2 separate regions of the Homo sapiens genome follow, and region 1 is linked to region 2. A link is an interaction called in ENCODE POLR2A ChIA-PET data of the cell type or tissue named here. Cell type or tissue: IMR-90. All regions are shown on one strand.

Region 1 (8,000 bases), 530 kb after region 2:
CGGTTGAAAAGGTAGAGAGGGGCTTCTTCGTGAAAACTCACTTAAAAGAGCTCACATGGTATCATAAGGCATTGGGAGCCCTTGAACGGTTGTGAACAGAGAAACTGATAACGTCTTTGAGAAATGTAAATGCAGGGGAAATACAGTAGATGGACTATAAGAACATCAATCTGAATCACCAGACTTTGGGTCTGGACTAAGGGACATAGAGAATAATGAGTAGGCTACTGAATAATGGAGATAAATGACACTAAAGAACATGCAACTAAGAAATGACAGTAGCCACAGGAGGTAGGTAATTCATTGATGGGTTACCAAGGTGCAGATGACCTGCTTAAATGTTTAGGATTTGTCTTAATTTTATTGATTGGGTGATTCCATAATGTTGATTCTGTTAACCAAAATAGAGGCTCTTAGAGGTAAAGGAAATTTTTGTTGGGGGTGGTGGGAGAAGTTAGGGAGGATGACGAATGGAGTTTCGGAAACACTGAGGTTAAAGTGCCTATGGAGAAAACCAAAAGCTGGATATATTAATTTAGAGCTGAGAAAACTGTAAATATAAAGCACATTAATACCGTGTTGACAAAATGTAAGCCATACACTTAAGAAGAGGTTCTTTTTAAACCAAAGTCAAATGTAGGTTGTTTTATTGTAAATGTCATCAAAATCCAGAACAGCAGAAACATATTAATCAGTTTGAAATTTTAGAAATCCTTTAGCACTTGAAAAAGAGTATTACAAATGCATCTATATCACATAGAAAGTCAGCGAATACAAACTAGACAAGCAGGACATAGTTCTTTTCTGGCATTCCAGGATAATAAGAATATTTATCAATTAAAAGGTCAATATCTGTCTTCCTGAAATAACTCCAAACCTGAGTCAACACACATTCTTTTCGGATTGGTTCTGACTGGCGTAAGAAGAGAAATACAGCATTTTGTTTTTTATTTTGTTTATCTAATCACAGGGAAGGATAAACAAAGGGCAAAAGTGAGAGAAAAAGTTAGATGTCCTTGAATTTTTTTTTTTAGTGGTTGCTACTGCATTTCATGTTTCATTTTTGTTAGATCATATACATTAGAAAAGAATGATACATTTTAGAGAAGAAATATGTACATACATAGTATCAGAAATAATTTTCTTGTATTGATTCATTTAATATGGTTGTGCTTATATTCAATCAGAAGGTCAACTCCTTTGCTCTAAGGTTCTTACACTGCTAACAAGAAATGGCTTTTTTCCTGTTGCAGGTCATGAGCAGCACACAGTGTCCTTTCTAGGCACATAGGATCATCGATCACTGTGTGGACGCAGGCTAATCAGAATTGCACCTGAAATCACTTGTGCAATTAGTGATGCAAGAGTGATCACAGGAATCAAGACTGGGAGCCAAGAGAAAGAACAAGAGGTGCACAAAGAAGCAGTTCGGATGGGAGACCAGGAAAGCTGAGGGGAAAACTGGGAAACAGATTCTGGAAAACTCACAGTTTGTTTGATACCCAGGGTTAAGAGATGGGACTTTGATAGGAGTGGTGCTTATGAATTAAGGGAGGAAGAAAGAGGTGAGATCCTAATGTTGGTAAAGGTACAGAGACAAAGGGAGCCAACCAAGTGGTAAGAAAATAGAAATGGAAAGTAAAAATGAGACTTAATTCTTTAGTCAGGGAAGCCAAGCCACCAGGAAAACTTGGTAAAGAGTAAGAGAAAGAGGGAGAAAATATGAGATAATATTTTGGTATTTTGATATACTAGAGAACAAAATATTATTCTATAGTATAAAAAGAACAAAGTAAGCAATATGATCTATTGGATTCCTATTCACAATGAAAATTATCAAACAATAATTTGTCTCTCAGGCAATGCTACTAGAAGTTACTTATATAGTTGCCTTATTGTTCATTTAATTTCAGTTTAACTGAAGCGATTTTGCCCTTTTCCTTCCTTCTACGTGGTCACTCTGCTGTTCAAAGGGTAAGCACCATTTGTTCAGGTAAAGCAATTGGTGTTTGAAATCCTTCCGATAGATACGCCATCTCAGAGGGCTGCTAATATAACTAACTGTACAAGACACACATAATTTTAGGTTGGCCATTCTTGTGTATAGGGGTAATCTAAAGCTAGTAGTTACACCCCACAAAAGAAAATAAATTCTTATGACCTCTTTGATCCCACCTGAAATATCTCACAATAAACAAACAAATAAATAATAAGCAAACAAAAACAAACAGTAGCCTTCCCCAGTTGCAGGGGCCTAAAATATCTCCTAATCTGAATTTCGTCTCAGGACAGGAAACTATTCCATAGGCTTCCTCGCAGGCTTCTGTGCTGGAGTTTGTCCCACTGACTTTGGTTGTCCATCTCTCTACAAGAAGGGAACATTCTGAAACTTAGTTTAAATACTACTAGGCCTTAGAATCTTTTGTAGGTAGTTGCTGAAACTTGAAGTTGAATAATACTTTGAAGTACTATGTTACATTGCATTATGAAAACCTTCATTTTTGTAGCTGTCTCTTGATCTGCCCAACATGTCACACAAATATAGAAGAAACGGAATCTGCAATACCTAAGGGAAAAAAAAGGAATTATTAGTCTATTTCCTCTTTAGATGCTTTTGAAATTGTAAATTAAAGCAATTTTTCATTTGGGTTCAGAAAGAGTATCTACTGAGAAAATAATGTAATGCTTATCACAGCTTGTCAATGTAAACATGGTATCATCAAAAGCAGATATTAGAAGAGATTAGGCATATTAGAAGTATGCCTAATATTTTTGTTTGAAGAAACTAAAATAATTTTAAAGATTTTAAAAATCCACAACAAAAACTACCTGTTAACTGAATAAATGAATGCATCTGGAAGCTGTATTAAACTAATACATTATTTCTTAGAGGCAAAATAACTTAAGAAATTATTTTAAATACAATTTCATAACTCAAATTCTAAAATTTGAATGTGGGTAAAACTTTAATAAATCACGAGTGTGCTATGCTTTCTTTACACACGAGAACACAGATTGCAACATCATGGCAAAAGCAATAAATAGCCTATCTGAAGACTGGTTTTTATTATAACTAACCGTATCTTCGAAATCTCTTGCAGCTATGAAATACTATCTGCCTTATGCCATTGCTCATAAGAGTAATATGACATCATTGTAACTTTCAGGGAATACTCACTTTCAGGAAGAATTTGAATCCCTGTATGATTACCAACCAGGCATGCCCTTAAAGATTTACATTATGAAAGCAGGTAGAGAGCAGAAATTATCTCCACTCACCCTTAGTAGCTGAGGGATGGAGAAAGGTTGTGGTGAGGGACGTAGTTATAATTGAGGCAATTATGAACCAATATTTGAATTATGTTATTTTAACACTCCTGTAAGAGATTTGAAAGCAGTCACCCCTCAGCCCAAATCCAGGATCCACCACTGCTGCAGTCGGACATAATATATGTTCAGCAGCAAGGGTTAATGATTAGCATCAGTCATTTATCTGCAAGTTCCAAAGATGTACGAGTCCCCAGTGATGCTGAAAAGTGGAGGCCTGATGGGGTTGCTAGTATTCTGGCCAATATATTTCTGTGATGTTGACTTTTTTCAATGAATAACTTATAAAAACTGTCTCATCAGGGTGATAGAACAGATCACTCATGAACTCTCATGGATTCTGCCTTATGGAATGATTGGTTAATAGTCATTGAACATAAACTTTCAAATTTTTCTGTAACTATTTAATCAGTCTCATAATCTGAAAGATTCTGCATTTAAAAAAATTGTATATATGTTGGAACAAATTATAATAAGAAATGACATGATTGCTCTAATATGTAACTTAGTTTGGGTCTAGCTTGATTCAGAAAATATGTTGATTTCTAGACCAAAAGTTTTAGAATATAGGTTTGAATATAGTTTTATAACACGGTTAAAATTCTTAACTAGCTATTTTAGTTTGGTTGGTGGTTCATTTAAAAAGTTGTGTTTCAGGCTGGGCGTGGTGGCTCACGCCTGTAATCCCAGCACTTTGGGAGGCCAAGGAGGGCAGATCACGAGGTCAGGAGATTGAGACCATCCTGGCTAACACGGTGAAACCTCGTCTCTACTAAAAATACAAAAACAAAAAATCAGCCAGGTGTGGTGGCGGGAGTCTGTAGTCCCAGCTACTCAGGAGGCTGAGGCAGGAGAAGAGTGTGAACCCGGGAGGCGGAGCTTGCAGTGAGCCGAGATCATGCCACTGCACTCCAGCCTGGGAGACAGAGCGAGACTCTATCTCAAAAAAAAAAAAGTTGTCACTCAATAAAAAAGCATGTTTGGTATTTGCCTAAGCCTCTCAATTCTAGTGGGTGTTTTGCTAGAATTTTGTAGGTGGCAAGGGGCATATTAAATCACAAACAATACTAATGCTTAGTTTTCGTATATTTTAAAACAAAGAAAAACTCTTGATAATCATTGAGCAGATATTATAATACAGAAATTAAGAAAAATTTATAGTTATGAAATGTAAATTTGGAACAAGAAGACATTTCTGCAGGAGTCCAGTCTCCTAAGCTGTGTGTTTATCTCATTTTTAAAGCAATTAACCTTGGTAAATTATTACTTTATCTTATGTTTTGAGATATATATGTAATATATATTTTTTACTAAGGTCCCTCTTCCTTTTTCAAATACTAATATGTTTAACAGTTCCTCTTGCAAAACACTTTTTTTTTTATCATTTGGTTAAAGGACAAAAATTATTACTGCTAAAGTGGTTTGAGTAGATTGTAACTCTAAAATATTCAAATAATCTCCTTAATATTTATATTGAGGTTTTAAACACAAACTCATGACTTACCACAAACATTACTTCCCATTTTGACATGGGCATAACCATCTACTCCCCAAGAACTTCCCCAGGAATTCCGCACAATCCAATATGGAGTGCTTCCTACAGTGAAACATAAATAGTAACAAATCCTGAAAACTCAAATTTGTTATGAATGTTTAAGTTTCTTTATTTTAAGTTGGATTCTTGCTAAGGATAGTAGCTCTGAGAAGAAGATTAAAAATGTAATTTAATGGTAACTTAAACTACTTTATTTTAACTAAGTAAACCTGAGCAGTACTTACGGACACTCTCCAATCAGTAGAAATATATGTTTGAATTCACTTCCCTTTATACAGGGACTGCATAAAATGAAAACAAACACTAATTTCCAAGGAATCAGAAAAAGAAAAAAGAACTTTTAGATACGTATGATAAAATAATATGCACTTACCTTTTCCCAACAATTATTCTAAATGTTCCCGATACAGTTTTATATCAACAAAAATTATCATCATTTTAACAGGATATCCACTCAAAAATTGACAGGTGGAATCTGACAAGACATTTACATTGGGAACAGGCCCCCCAAATCCGGCCATAAACTGGTCCCAAAACTGGCCATAAGCAAAATCTCTGCAGCACTGTGACATGTTCGTGATGGCCATGACGCCCACGCTGGAAGGTTGTGGGTTTACCGGAATTAGGGCAAGGAACACCTGGCCGAACCCTGGGCAGAAAACTGCTTAAAGGCGTTCTTAAGCCACAAACAATAACATCAGCAATCTTGTGCCTTAAGGACATGCTCCTGCTGCAGACAACTAGTCAGACCTATCCCTTTATTTCGGCCCATCCCTTTATTTCCCATAAGGAATACTTTTAGTCAATCTATAATCTATAGAAACAATGCTTATCCCTGGCTTGCTGTCAATAAATATGTGGGTAAAGCTCTGTTCGGGGCTCTCAGCTCTGAAGGCTGTGAGACCCCTGATTTCCCACTCCACACTCTATATTTCTGTGTGTGTGTCTTTAATTCCTCTAGCGCCGCTGGGTTAGGGTCTCCACAACTGAGCTGGTCTCGGCACATTTACTCCTATAAGATTGTTGAGAAGTTGTGAAGGTCTTATGAGGACTTAATCATAGCAGAACCAAATTTCAATGTTCTACAGTATGGTGATCATTTTGCACTCAGTGTCCATGCTGGAAAGCAGTCAACTGAGTCTTATCAGCACTTACCTGTTTTATCAAACCCAGTTATGAGAACTGCATGATTTGCTTCTCCACTAGAGCAGTGATGCTGTATAATGCCTCCCAGATAATCTTGCCAGCTCACTGCATCTACTATGACTACCAAAGGGCCAAAGGTAAGAAGTGCTTTTGCCATTTCATCTTCTTGGTCACTACCAAAAGAGGAAATATTTGGTTAGAAAATTTAGTTTTTAAGGTAAAAATAACAATGATCTATATAATCTGTGTATGATTCTGAGTAGGTTTGGTTGCAGTTACAAAGGACCTAAACAATGGAAGCTAAGTCTGAGAGACTGGTAGTCTATGGCTGGGATAGGGTTTCAGGATATCAGGAACCCAAGCTCTTTCTCTATCATTGTCCTGCTATTCAAAGGTTTCCATTTTCAGGGTCCATTCATGGTCCAAGATGGTTGCTGGGACTCCAGCCATTTAACACATATTTAAGACAGCAGGAAGTAGAAAGCAGAAGTGATACATCTCTGTTGAGAAGACTTCCCAGAAATAACCCGCAACACTTCCACATATATCTTCACGGATCTCATTGGCCAGAACTCAGTCATATGGCTAAGTCTAGCTTAAAGGAAGATGGGGAATGAGTTCTGTAGCTGGCTGGAAAATTAGTTAAGACATAGGGCTTCTTTTATTAAGGAAAGTGGAAAGACTAGATATTTGGCGATACCTTGCCATCTCTGCCACACCATGAGAATCAAGAGACTAACTCATGTTAGTCATTGTCAAATATAGAAATTATAGGGAAGGGCTACTCAAAAGTGGCTAATATAATTATACAATAGAAGCAATGTTAAGCAAATATTTTAAAAAGAGAAGAAATGTTAGGATGCCCGGAGAACTAGGTGTTCAACTGTGAAGACTGCAAAATACACAATTATTGTTTTCACACATGGACATAAAGTCTCATATTATACAACATTTGTCCTTCATTGATCTTACAAGTGAGTGATCAAATCATTATTTACACTTTTCAAAGGTCAGCTTTGTGGGTGAAGGATACTGAAACCAAGTTCCTAATAGTTCAAACTATTAAGATAACATTTGATAGTTTACTGCTATAGCAAGCCATGGGTGGATTAGTGGTAATAATCCACTAATAAGTAAGTAAATAATCTTTCATGACGACCAGCTGGAGACCAGTTTCTAGAGAGGGAATATTTTGTCCACAGAGGAGCAAAAAGTTGACTGCATAATAATGGAATTGATTGAAATAGAAACTATATATTCATTTTATACATTTATTCATGTTAACTATTAACATGAATATCTGCTTTTTGAGATCTATAAGTAGATATTTCTAATTTTTGCTACTGTAAAACAGTTCATATTAACTAAGATTATCCTGAGACAGGCAAAATTGTAAAATTTTTAAAAGGCATCATGATAGGTTATAGGTTTTTAATTGTCCCACACCTGGGTTCAAATTCCAACTATACACTGCAGCCATTCAACCTACCATGCAGAATCAATACAAGGATAAAATTATGGCATACAATTTTGCAAGACATAAATTATGTAGCATGCCCAGCACATAAGTTTTACTCCAAGTTTACAATAAGGATTATTTATTTCCCTCATTTCTAACTTATCTAATAACTAATTGTGTTCCCCATAGGATTTAGTGTATAAAGTATATCTTATTGTATCAAAATTCTTAGCATAGTTCATGATTTAAACATGATATATATAATAATCTTTCTATCAACCAGAACACAGCCGTCTCCATCAATTGAAGAAAACAAAGGATTACTGGAAGTTCATCTCATCAAAGATCCAGTTTCAGGGATACCAGGAGAAAAGCAGAAAGATCAAGAAGAAGGAATATTTTTAGAATGCAAAGGGTAACTGACATTGCAGAATCAAAGAAACAATTTAGTAATAATCCCTGATTTGGGCCAGAGCTGAAAAAAGATATCAAAGATTAGAAGTAAGAAATAGA
Region 2 (8,000 bases):
GGCTGGTCCAGAATTGCTTGAACACAGGAAGCGGAGGTTGTGGTGAGCCAAGATCTCACCACTGCACTCCAGCCTGGGCGACAGAGTGAGACTCCATCCACAAAAAAAACAGAAACAAACAAACAAACAAAACCACAAAAACCTTTAATAGTTGCTGTCTCTGAGGACTGCGGTTATCAGGAGACTTACCTTTTCTGTCTTTCTAGTTTTTTATATGTTCATATCCAGATTTTAATGTATTATACGAACCTATTCCTTTAGTAGCCTCCTAAATAGTCTCCCTGCTTCCCTTCCTGCCTGTGATGTACAAAGGCTTCCCATGGCATTGTGCTGGAGAAATTATGCTGCTCCTAGTAAAAGTCTTCGTTCTCTGTGCCTAGTTAATCTCCACTTACCCATCAGTACTCTACTCAAGGTCTCCCCAACTTCTTTATGGAAGACTTCTGTAGTGGATGCTGTGACCTGCCACCCAGATGTCACTTCAGGACCAGGCCCTCATTCCCCAGCTGCTGGGAGACTTGGAGGCTGATGCTGGCAGATGAGTCTCACTCTGGAAATGCCGTGGCTGAAAGAAGCTGCCTGGGGACAGCCTGCATCCATTACCTGGTCCACTGGAGGAGGGAGATGGGGTGGGCAATAAAAGCTCAGACCCCTCGCCTCAATTCAGTGCAATTTTGAAGGGTCATCTACCATCTAAAACTCCCTGTGGGATTGGCTAAGACCTTTGTTGCAACTCCAGTGCGGTTTTCTCTGCCTGCCGAGGCCTGCTAGCTTCACCCTCTCACAGGTGCTGGTCTTAAGGGCACTTCCCAAGAAACTTCCTTAGCCAGTAACACCTTCTTGACCTCCCAGGCTAGGGTAGTTTCCTTTATTATATGCTCTTTCAGAGCACGTATCTCCTTTCTAGGTTTTACATCTATTTCTGTTATCTGGCCAATGTCTGCCTGTCCCATCAAATGTGATAGCCACAGGGTGGGATCTATATCTGATTTTATTCACCATTGCATTCTTCCATGCGGGCATTTGGTTTAGAAATATTTGTCGAGTGAACAAACAACATTATTAACCATTTAATCCCTTAGGAGGCCATCAACTTTACTTAGGGCTGCAGAATGTCTCATTCATTCATTCAATAAATATTTACAAAGAGAAGCTGGATTCCTACCCTTTCAACACCAAAATAACTCCAGATGGTTTAAAGATGCTTATATATAAGAGAATGAAATCAATAACTTTCTAGAATAAAGATGAGTAGATTTTAGAAAAAAAATGGAATATTAAGGGTCTTCATAAGCATGACCACATAAAATTCTAAGCCTTTATAAAGCAAAAATAAAAATTAATAAGCTGGCCGGGCATGGTGGCTCATGCCTGTAAAACTAGAACTTTGGGAGACTAAGGTAGGAGGATTGCTTGAGGCCAGGGACTAGCCTGGGCAACATAGTGAGACTCTGTCTCTACAAAACAAACAAACAAACAAACAAACAAAAATTAGCTGGGCATGGTGGTGTATACCTGTAGTCCTAGCTACTCAGGAAGCTGAGGCAGGAGGACAGCTTGAGGCCATGAGTTCAAGGCTGCAATGAACCATGATTGATTAGACCTGTAAATAGTCACTGCATTTCAGCCTGGGCAGCATAGAGCCCATCTATATTTATATTTGAAAAAATAATTAAGACAAACAAAGAAAAAGTATTTGCAGCTGAGTGCGGTGGCTCCTGTTTGTAATCTCAGCATTTTAGGAGGCTGAGGTGGGAGGATCGCTTGAACCTAGAAGTTTGAGAACAGCCTAGCAACATAGTGAGACCCCGTATCTACAAAAAATGCAAAAATTAGCTGGGTGTAGTGATGTGTGCTTGTAGTACCAGGTGTACTCAGGAGGATGAGGAGAGAGAATTGCTTGAGCCTGGAGGTCTGGGATACAATGAGCTGTGATGACACCACTGCACTCCAGCCTAGGTGACAGATCAAGACCCAGTTTCTAAAAAAAAAAAAAAAAAAAGAAAAGAAAGAGAAAGAAAGTAAAAAAAAATTTAAATAAAAAACAGTATTTGCAATACTTACATAAGACAGCTAATATACCAAGAACCCTTACAAATCAAAAGGTTAAAAAGCCTACATAAAAATGGGCAAAGAATGTGAAAAACTATTAGAAACCTTATTTATATTCTAGGAAATTCAAATTAAAACAATAATACAATATCTTTTTTTCTATAAAATTGACTGAGTTGAATGATTGACAATATCCAGTCTTGACAAGAGCGTAGATAAACTAGGAATTTAATTCACACTTGTTGGAAAAATTGTCCTGAACTCTTTGGAGTGCAGTTTGGCAATATCTATTAAATTAAAAGCATTCACCATTTTTTTAACCTCACAACTCTACTTCTAAGAATGTATTTGTCTAAGAGCATGCGTTTGTACAGATTGTACAAAGTAGAGCATTGCCACATTTATAATTACAAAGAAAAAAGCCTAGGCAACATAGTGAGATCTTGTCTTTACAAAAACTTTAGCATGGTGGTGCTCACCTGTGATCTCTGCTACTCAGGAGGTTGAAGAGAGAGGATCACTTGGGCCAGGGAGGTTGAAGCTGCAGTGATCTGTGATCACACCACTGCACTACAGCCTGGGTGATAGGAGGAAGGATCACTTGGGCCAGGGAGGTTGAAGTTGTAATGAACTGTGATCACACCACTGCACCACAGCCTGGGAGACAGAGGGAGAGGGAGAGGCAGAGAGAGAGGGAGAGGGGGAGAGGGAAAGAGAGAGAGAGAGAGAGACAGAGAGACAGAGAGAGAGAGAGAGAGGGAGAGACAGAGAGAGAAAGAGGAAGGAGGGAAGGAAGGAAGGAGGGAGGGAGGGAGGGAAGGAGGGAAGGAAGAAAGAGAAGAAAGAAGAAAGAAAGAAAAAGAGAGAGAGGAATGCTTCATTAATGCAGATTGCTTAAGTACATTGTGATTAATTCATACAATCAAACTCTAATAAACATCTGTCTTAAAGAATGAGGCACCTCTCTGCGTACTGAAATGTACTGTATGTACATTTGTACTGAAATATAAGGAAGTGTGTACTCTCTATGTACATGAAAAGAGTCCGTCATGTATTAAGAGGAAAAAGCATGTGGTAAATGAGGTTATTTCCCATTTTGGATGCATGGAGGAAAATATGGTGTGAATGTGTGTGAGAGAGAGTGCATTAGATTAGGCACAGAAAACACATCTGCAGACACATAGCACAAATGCTTACTAATGGAGAGTTGGGGGTGATGGGCAGCTTCTACCCTCTCTGTCATGTGCTTCCTTGTGTTTGATTTACTAATAATGAGTTCACATGACTTTTGTAATCCTAGAGAGAGGACAGCACATACGAAGGTCTGAAGCAATAGGATACATTTAGGGAAATGCTAAAATTGGTCCAAAAAGGATGGCAGGAAGAGATGATATTGAAGAGGAAGGCGGCAGGCAGGTGGCCCAGGTGAGCCCACGCTGTGCCGAGGAGTGCGGGGTTCATCCCGGGGCAGCAGGTTTTCTTTGTCCTCACTGGCAGCTCCTCTCAGTTTCTGAGGCTGCCTCCTCGTTTTCTGCCCACATCAGAGTGTGGGAATTTCTAATCTAATCCCTCGGGAGGCCATCAACTTTACTCAGGGCTGAAGAATGTCTTATTCACTCAATAAATATTTACAAGCTCTGCACTTTGGCTCATGCCTGTAATCCTAGCACTTTGGGAGGCTGAGATGGGAGGATCACTTGAGTCTAGGAGTTGAAGAGCAGCTGGGGCAACATAGCAAGATGTGTCTCTACAAAAAATAAAAAATTAGCCAGGTGTGGTGGCACACACCTGTGGTCCCAGCTACTCGGGAGGCTGAGGTGGGAAGATCGCTTGAGCCCAGAAGGTCAAGTCTGCGGTGAGCCTTGATCACACCACTACACTCCAGCCAGGGTGACAGAGTGAGACCCTATCTCAAAAACAAAAACAAAAAAATAATAAAAGAAGAAGAAAAGAAATATTTACACTGGATTTCTACAGATTCAATCCTGCTGAAAGTCAGTCCTACTTCCTCATCTCTTCTTCGTCTACACTGTCTCCTTCTGTGATATCATCCATATTCCTGGCTGTAAAAAACATCTTTGTGTGCCCACTCCCATGTCCTCTCTCCTGCTTGATTTCCCTCTGAGCACAGACTCAGGGATGTAATTTTCTCCTTGGCACCTTCATCTGATAGTCATCTCACATGAAAAAATTAACTTTGGCTTTTAGCCACCCCACCAACTTGCTCCTCTTCTGACCTTCATCTCAGTAAACAATGCCACCATCCACCCACTTGCCAGGAACAGACACCTATGGAGTCTTCTTTATCTTTACTTTCATTTCTGTGACAAAGACTAGCTCTATTGCCCAGGCTGGAAGGCAACCTCCACCTCCTGGGTTCAAGCAAGTCTCCTGCCTCAGCCTCCCTTGTAGCTGGAATTACAGGAGTGTGCCACCACGCCCACTTAATTTTTATATTTAGTAGAGACGAGGTTTTACCATACTGGCCAGGCTGTTCTCAAACCTCCAGCCTCAAGAGTACTCAGCCTCCCAAAGTGCTGGGATTACAGGCGTGAGCCACCATGCCTGGTCTTAAGGAGTCTTCTTGATGCCTCTCTTTTCTTTCCTGCATCCCCCTCTGCCTTCTAATCCATTATCAAGGTTGGCCTGTTTTATATCCAAAATAGACCTCAACTTGTCCACTTGTCCCCATCACTCTTGCCACCCCTAGTCCAAAGTGCAGAAATAAACACAGAGCACTCAAATGAGAACAAACAAAGTCAGTTATTCAGTTTGCTATAAAAGGGAGGTGGCCACCATCACCTGCATTCGGCAGAGCTTCAAAGGAAGGGCAAGGGCTGGGAATGCTTTCTTCCTTTCTTTTTCTTTCTTTCTTTTTTTTTTTTTTTTCTTGACCAAGTCTGGCTCTGTTGCTCAGGCTGAAGTGCAGTGGCGCAAACACTGCTCACTGCAACCTCTGCCTGTTTCCCAGCCTCAAGCCATCCTCCTACCTCAGCCTCTTGAGTAGCTGAGACTGCAGGCATGAACCACCATGCCCAGCTAATTTTGTTTATATTTTATAGAGATGAGATTTCACAATGTTGCCCAGGCTGATCTCAAACTCCTGGGTTCAAGTGATCTGCCTGCCTCAGCCTTCCAAAGTACTGAGTTCACAGGCATGAGCCACTGCACCCAGCCTCTTTTCACTTTCTTTTTTTTTTTTTTTTAATTATGATTATACTTTAAGTTCTGGGTACATGTGCACAACGTGCAGCTTTGATACATAGGTTTACATGTGCCATGTTGGTTTGCTGCACCCATCAACTCATCATTTACATTAGGTATTTCTCCTAATGCTATCTCTCCCCCAGCCCCCAACCCCCGGACAGGCCCCAGTGTGGTGTGTGATGTTCCCTGCCCTGTGTCCAAGTGATATTATTGTTCAATTCCCACCTGTGAGTGAGAACATGCGGTGCTTGGTTTTCTGTCCTTGTGATAGTTTGCTGAGAATGATGGTTTCCAGCTTCATCCATGTCCCTGCAAAGGACATAAACTCATCCTTTGTTATGGCTGCATTGTATTTCATGGTGTATATGTGCCACATTTTCTTTCTTTATTTCTTTTTTTTTGGAGACGGAGTCTCACTCTGTCGCCCAGGCTGGACTGTAGTGGCGCGATCTCGGCCCACTGCAAGCTCCGCCTCCTGGGTTCTCGCCATTCTCCTGCCTCAGCCTCCCGAGTAGCTGGGACTACAGGCGCCCACCACCATGCCCAGCTAGTTTTTTGTATTTTTAGTAGAGACGGGGTTTCACCGTGTTAGCCAGGATGGTCTCGATCTCCTGACCTTGTGATCCATCCACCTTGGCCTCCCAAAGTGCTGGGATTACAGGTGTGAGCCACTGCACCTGGCCCACATTTTCTTAATGCAGTCTATCATTGATGGACATTTCGGTTGGTTCCAAGTCTTTGCTATTGTGAATAGTGCCACAATAAACATATGTGTTCATGTGTCTTTATAGTAGCATGATTTATAATCCTTTGGGTATATACCCAGTAATGAGATTGCTGGGTCAAATGGTAATTCTAGTTCTAGATCCTTGAGGAATCGCCACACTGTCTTCCACAATGGTTGAACTAATTTACACTCCCACCAACAGTGTAAAAGTGTTCCTATTTCTCCACATCTTCTCCAGCATCTGTTGTTTCCTGACTTTTTAATGACCGCCATTCTAACTGGTGTGAGATGGTATCTCATTGTGGTTTTGATTTGCATTTCTCTGATGACCAGTGATGATGAGCATTTTTTCATGTGTCTGTTGGCTACATAGATGTCTTCTTTTGGGAAGTGTCTGTACATATCCTTTGCCCACTTTTTGATGGGGTTGTTTGTTTTTTCTTGTAAATTTGAGTTCTTTGTAGATTCTGGATATTAGCCCTTTGACAGATGGGTAGATTGCAAAAATTTTCTCCCATTCTGTAGGTTGCCTGTTCACTTTGATGGTAGTTTCTTTTGCCATGCAGAAGCTCTTTAGTTTAATAAGATCCCATTTGTCTATTTTGGCTTTTGTTGCCATTGCTTTTGGTGTCTTAGACCTGAAGTCTTTGCCCATGCCTATGTCCTGAATGCTATTGCCTAGGTTTTCTTCTGGGGTTTTTATGGTTTCAGGTCTAACATTTAAGTCTTTAATTCATCTTTTTTTTTTTTTTTTTTTTTTTTTTTGAGATGGAGTCTTGCTCCGTCACCCAGGCTGGAGTGCAGTGGCACGATCTCAGCTCACTGCAAGCTCCGCCTCCCAGATTCACACCATTCTGCTGCCTCAGCCTTCAGAGCAGCTGGGACTACAGGCACCTGCCACCACGCCCGGCTAATTTTTTGTATTTTCAGTAGAGACAGGGTTTCACCGTGTTAACCAGGATGGTCTCGATCTCCTGACCTTGTGATCTGCCTGCCTTGGCCTCGCAAAGTGCTGGGATTACAGGTGTGAGCCACCACACCTGGCCCTTTTATCCATCTTGAATTAATTTTTGTATAAGGTGTAAGGAAGGGATCCAGTTTCAGCTTTCTACATATGGCTAGCCAGTTTTTCCAGCACCATATATTAAATAGGGAATCCTTTTCCCATTTCTTGTTTTTGTCAGATTTGTCAAATATCAGATGGTTGTAGATGTGTGTTGTTATTTCTGAGGCCTCTGTTCTGTTCCATTGGTCTATATCTCTGTTTTGGTACCAGTACCATGCTGTTTTGGTTACTGTAGCCTTGTAGTATAGTTTGAAGTCAGGTAGCATGAAGCCTCCAGCTTTATTCTTCTTGCGTAGGATTGTCTTGGCAATGCAGGCTCTTTTTTGGTTCCATATGAACTTTAAAGTAGTTTTTTCGAATTCTGTGAAGAAAGTCATTGGTAGCTTGATGGAGATGGCATTGAATCTATTAATTACTTTGGACAGTATGGCCATTTTCATGATATGGAGTCTTCCTATCCATGAGCATGGAATATTCTTCCATTTGTGTCTTCTTTTATTTCCTTGAGCAGTGGTTTGTACTTCTCTTTGAAGAGGTCCTTCACATCCCTTGTAAGTTGCATTCCTAGGTATTTTATTCTCTTTGTAGCAATTGTGAATGGGAATTCACTCATGATTTGCCTCTCTGTTTGTCTGTTAATGGTGTATAGGAATGCTTGTGATTTTTGCACATTGATTTTGTATCCTGAGACTTTGCTGAAGTTGCTTATCAGCTTAAGGAGATTTTAGGCTGAGACAATGGGGTTTTCTAAATATACAATCACATCATCTGCAAACAGGGACAATTTGACTTCCTCATGGTGTCTTTGGAAGTGCAAAAGTTCTGAATTTTGAAGAAGTCTAATTTATCAATTTTATTGTATTCTATCTATCTATAGATCTATACATACACACAGTTCTGATTTGCCATGGTTCGACTTAACAACATGAGGTTAGGAGGGGAGTGAGG

What was found. Peaks named below come from ENCODE experiments on the same cell type or tissue, not always from the same donor. Only the 100,000 strongest peaks of a DNase experiment are listed, where the experiment ranks them.
Region 1: POLR2A ChIA-PET joins it to region 2 with 13 read pairs; 3 of 35 experiments call an interaction of 5 or more read pairs at or near these places.

What each region holds. Positions count from the first base shown.
Region 1 is chr4:155,923,505-155,931,504 of GRCh38, forward strand. It overlaps CTSO (cathepsin O), which reads right to left. Exons shown (of 8, transcript NM_001334.3): 6 at 6,038-6,201; 7 at 4,832-4,924; 8 at 614-2,566. The coding sequence ends at 2,532. Among named protein-coding and RNA genes, the nearest start is that of TDO2, 24 kb to the left of the region's middle. In IMR-90, no CTCF peak of the experiment used is centred here; no DNase peak of the experiment used is centred here.
Region 2 is chr4:155,389,355-155,397,354 of GRCh38, forward strand. No RefSeq gene overlaps it. Among named protein-coding and RNA genes, the nearest start is that of MAP9, 16 kb to the left of the region's middle. In IMR-90, no CTCF peak of the experiment used is centred here; DNase peaks (open chromatin) are centred at 3,307 and 3,637; H3K27ac peaks cover 619 bases.